2 separate regions of the Homo sapiens genome follow, and region 1 is linked to region 2. The links are chromatin loops, found by intact Hi-C in ENCODE. Cell type or tissue: heart right ventricle. All regions are shown on one strand.

Region 1 (2,500 bases), 92 kb before region 2:
ACAATCCCTGCCCACGTGGAGCTGACAGTGTGGTGGGAGAGACCATCAGTAAACAAACAGATTAATGATTACGAATTGTGGAAAATGCCAAATAAGAAAAGATTGGGATGCTGTGAGAGAATAGGCAAGATCTACATTCGACTGAGCGGGGGTCAGAGAAGCCCCTTCTGACATTTCCTCTCAGACCTAGAAGAAGAGAAAGCAAGGTAGGGAACAGCGACATGAAGCCTCTGAGGCAGGAGAGAGCATGGCAGCTCAGGGACCTGAACAGACCAGCATGACTGGCAACAGGGAGGGCCGGCTGGCAGAATTGACTCAGGCCTCATACTGTGCTGGAAATGCAGGTCTGTGTCCCTCTGTAATAACAGAGGCTCATCATCAATGATATCCAGGTTCTCCTGAGCTGGGGTGAGGGGGTGTGGAAGGGACAGGGACTAAATGCCCTTTGACTAGCCACTAACCAGGTGGCTAGTTTCCCCTCATGCTTTCTGAGTCCACATGAGCTTTCAGAACCCAGGCTCAGGTCTCTTCTGCTGTCTGGCAATGACCCCCCTTTGCCAAGCCCTGGGCCAGGCACGTGTCACATACAGCCCAGTTGGCCAATCAGCCTCATCTGCCTGCAGGTGGCATTGTGAAAGGGGACGAGATCATGGCAATCAACGGCAAGATTGTGACAGACTACACCCTGGCTGAGGCTGAGGCTGCCCTGCAGAAGGCCTGGAATCAGGGCGGGGTAAGAATAAGGCCCCTCCCTCCTTTCCTCCCTCACCTGCCTGCCTCAAACCCTGGCCTCTGCAGCCAGGTCTCACAATAGGATGCCTCATTCCAGGGTGGGCATCTGGAGTCCAGGCAACACTTTGGTGACACCATACCCCATCCAGCCTGTGGTTTAAATCTGACAAGATGGGATTCAGAAAAATAGATGTCAATTCCTGACCTTGGATCCAAAAAGCCAGTGGCTTAAACAGACTCTTGAAGCCAGGGCATGGCAGGTCACCCAAGAAAAAGACTTAAGGTCTTTTCTAAGTGCACACTGAACAAGAATCAAGAGAATTCTGGGGGCTACCAGAAAGCATTAACAAAAGCAGAGAACCCAGGATGAAGGAGGGGCTGGTGGGAATCTGCTCTGCACTCATTAGACACCCACCTGGATCACGGCCACTGCATAAGATTGCCCAGGCTGTGCACTACATAATCTGAGGGGGTGCCCTTTTACAGACTGTAGTGTGAATGGTGCCTGCTCATGGTGTGCAATGCACAACCTGTGCAACTGTATGCAGGCAGCCGAGCCTGAGGTATTAAGTTCAGTGCCGAGGAAGCTGACCAGATGGGCCTGGGACCCACATGAAGGGATGTGGAGAAGAGAAGACTCACGGGTAACATGATGACTATCTTTGATTATCTGAAGGTCTGCATTAGGGCAGAGGGAGCAGAAGTGTTCTCTCTGATTCTTGAGGGAAGACCTGGATTGGATGGAGGGAAGTCCTGGGGAAAGAGAGAGAGATTTCAGCTCAATATTAGGAACCAGCTCATGGTAGAGGGGCCCAGTGATATTTCCAATACTTTTCAGGGGATACACCTAAGCCAAGGAGGGAGAATGAGGGGCAAGTCAAGGATGGCAGTAAAAGGGATTCAGGTGTTAGGATCAAAAAGCTGGGCCAGAAGTCCCCCACTTGATTGTGCATCAGAAAGTGCGTCGGAATTACCCAGAGAGGTTGTTAAAAGTACTATTTCCCAGGACTCACCCTTGACTTCTGGGGGCCAAGTCTACGAGCCTACACTTTTAAGAAGTTCCCCCAAGTGATTCTGAGGTTGCTGCCTGTCCCCGGTCCATAGATTGACATTTGGGAGCTGAGTGTCATTCAAGGGCCTTGCAGCCCTGTCCTCTATGGTCCCGAAGCCTCAGAGACTAGAAACGTCCTCAGACCATGGAAGTCACAGTGGGCCCCAGGTGGGCCCGTGGGAAGAAGGTGCAGCCTGGCTGATCCTAGGCCATGGGGCCCAGAAATGGGGATGGAGTGCCGGGGCAGATGCACCATCCAACTGAGTGTGCCCCAGAGTCACACGGCTTCTCCCCACAGGACTGGATCGACCTTGTGGTTGCCGTCTGCCCCCCAAAGGAGTATGACGATGAGCTGTAAGTGTGTGCAAGCACCTAGCCTGAGACCTCTTCTTCCTTCTCCAGAATCTCAGCCACCTTTCTCCAGCCCATCCCCAGCCTTCTCCCAGCCTGAAGGAATGGCCCAAGCACGCAGCTTCTCATAGCCAGAGCTCCTAGAAAACTCCTGGACTAGAGCCAAGTCATTGTCCTTAAGCAGTGTCTGAGCTGCCTCCCGGGCAGTCTTGTCCAAATTCTTCTCTACTATGGGGAATTGAGGCATGAGGTCTTAGACCGGGTAAGCAGAGACGTTGGGAAAAAGACTCAGGATTGTTAATTCCCCACTCAGAACTTTATCCCCTGCCCCATTATTAGATGGTTAGAAGGTGTCTGTGTCCATCC
Region 2 (2,500 bases):
AGAGAGGCTAAGGTTTGGGGTTCTGGGTGTGGTGCAGTAGTGTGCCTTTGATTAAATGGCTTCCCTCTGTGTGCCCCCGTTGTCCCCTCAGTAAGTGGGGATAAAATGCCCTGATTCACCCTCAGAGGGATGGAAATGTGTAGCCACAGAGTGGGTTCTTGCGGCCTGCAGAGGAGGCAGCTGAGAGCGAGGAGGATGACAACCTGTCGTCCATGCTGCACCAGCGTGCTGAGATCCCATGGCGAGCCTGCGCCAAGTACCTGTCCTCCGCCGGCATCCTGCTCCTGTCGTTGCTGGTCTTCTCACAGCTGCTCAAGCACATGGTCCTGGTGGCCATCGACTACTGGCTGGCCAAGTGGACCGACAGCGCCCTGACCCTGACCCCTGCAGCCAGGAACTGCTCCCTCAGCCAGGTGTGACTGGCGGCCCATGGCAGAGGTTGGGAGTGGGGATGGGGGAAGGGCTGAGCCCATGGGCACCCTGGAACTCCAAATCACTCTCTGCCTGTGAAGGAGTGCACCCTCGACCAGACTGTCTATGCCATGGTGTTCACGGTGCTCTGCAGCCTGGGCATTGTGCTGTGCCTCGTCACGTCTGTCACTGTGGAGTGGACAGGGCTGAAGGTGGCCAAGAGACTGCACCGCAGCCTGCTAAACCGGATCATCCTAGCCCCCATGAGGTACCCGTCTCCCCTGGCCAGGCTGGGACTGTGAGCAAGTCACTGTTCTCTGAGCCTTAGTCTTCCCATCTATAAAATGGGGATATACAACCTGTCACAAGCTTGTGGGGGTGACTCAAGGAGACAGTGTGTGTAAAAGTGCCCTCCTTGTGCAAGAAGCAGGGAGAAACTGGCATTTACTCAGCCAGATACTGTGATAGGCATTGTGTGTGGTTAGCTCATTTAATTGTTACCATGGCCCTTTAAAGTGAGCGTCTGCACATCCAAGTAAAGATTGTTTTCTCCTCCCTAAGTGGGTGTAATTTGCCCATCCCCACCCATGAGTTCAGCTCCCTGCCCTCCCCTCACTCTCTCTCCCTCAGCCAGCCTCAGGTTTTGACACTGGGGGAACAGGTAGCTGTTCTATTAATAATTTCCTGTAATGGGATGGATAAAAATCTCAAAGGCCACTTGATGTCAAAGAGGTTTAAAGTTGTCCCTGCCCAATTGGTTGGCCAACTTGGCTTAAAAACACAACAGGCAAACAGATTTTCTGGCCCCTTGTCGAGGCTAGACCTCACAATCTAACTGCACTTTTTACTTTCCAGCCTCATGAGTTTTCTGTGGCCCACAGATATGGCCTCCAAGTTTATTTACTTTTACTCTCTATTTGCCCCAGCTCTGTAGTTCTGAAACTCCCTGGTTGGGGTTGGGCTGACTCTGGGTCAGCCAGCCGGCAGGCTGTCCCCAGGGCCCTGTTCCTCTTGGCAGGTTGTCCCTCTGGAGAGGACTCTGTGTCCCAGGAGGACAGCTGCTGAGTCAGGCCGAGCCGGCAGCTGAGAAAGGCGGCAGTCGTCAGATGGGCTTGAGAAACTGAAAGGCTAACGAAAGGCCAGCGCCCCTTTGGGCAGCTGCAGGAATTCACGGGGATACAGGCCAGATGTCTACAAATTGGCAGAGGATGCCAGACCCATGAATGACTCCAGAGACACTTACATGAAATAATTAACTATCTCATTCAGTAAACAGGAAGTAAATCAATGGACAAATGAGTAACTCTTCCTCTGGCTGCCTCTTAGGTTTTTTGAGACCACGCCCCTTGGGAGCATCCTGAACAGATTTTCATCTGACTGTAACACCATCGACCAGGTACAGAGGACCGTGCCACACTATCCCCCCTTCCAGAGACACCTCGGACCCCTGGGGGCTTCTCCTGTCTGAGGCTGGGTTCCCCAGATCAGGTGATCACAGCCCTCTGGGAAGAAGCCAGTGTCCCCGATCCGATTATAATGCTGCTTCAGGGCTGGGGCCTCCCTCGTGGGAGCCTCACAGTAAGGCTGAGGGAAACCAGATCCCTTTAGCTTCCACCTGAGATCCCACTGGCTTTCTCTAGTAAAGTTCCAGCATATTCTGAACCAAGGTGGCTGATTGTATGGAGAATATTCATTTTGATTCAGCCTGTGTTCTTTATTTACCATTGTACCAGATGGTGTGAAAACAAAATCTTGATTCCTACCTCAGGGAGTTTACCTTGTAGCTGGAGAGATGAGATACGTGCCTATAATAAAGGGAGAGCAAGGCCGGGCTCAGTGGCTCACTCCTGTAACCCCAGCACTTTGGGAGGCGGAGGCAGGCGGATCACTTGAGGCCAGGTGTTCAAGACCAGCCTGATGGCCAACATGATGAAACCCCTTCTCTATTAAAAATACAAAAATTAGCCAGGTGTGGTGGCAGGTGCCTGTAATCCCAACTACTTGGGAAGCTGAGGCAGGAGAATCATTTGAACCCAAGGGGCAGAGGCTGCCGTGAACCGAGATTACGCTGCTGCACTCAAGTCTGGGC

The links. Hi-C counts contacts between places; a loop is a spot of excess contacts. Peaks named below come from ENCODE experiments on the same cell type or tissue, not always from the same donor. Only the 100,000 strongest peaks of a DNase experiment are listed, where the experiment ranks them.
Region 1: a loop joins it to region 2, with 2.4 times the contacts of the local background. A loop is called at or near these places in 7 of 110 quality-filtered maps.

What each region holds. Positions count from the first base shown.
Region 1 is chr11:17,496,395-17,498,894 of GRCh38, reverse strand. USH1C (USH1 protein network component harmonin) reads left to right here. Exons shown (of 27, transcript NM_153676.4): 24 at 624-733; 25 at 2,082-2,137. Among named protein-coding and RNA genes, the nearest start is that of ABCC8, 21 kb to the right of the region's middle. In heart right ventricle, no CTCF peak of the experiment used is centred here; no DNase peak of the experiment used is centred here.
Region 2 is chr11:17,404,801-17,407,300 of GRCh38, reverse strand. It overlaps ABCC8 (ATP binding cassette subfamily C member 8), which reads left to right. Exons shown (of 39, transcript NM_000352.6): 25 at 172-413; 26 at 513-679; 27 at 1,738-1,807. Among named protein-coding and RNA genes, the nearest start is that of KCNJ11, 17 kb to the right of the region's middle. RefSeq lists a silencer at 1,365-1,659. In heart right ventricle, a CTCF peak has its summit at 1,550; a DNase peak (open chromatin) is centred at 1,490; H3K27ac peaks cover 1,687 bases.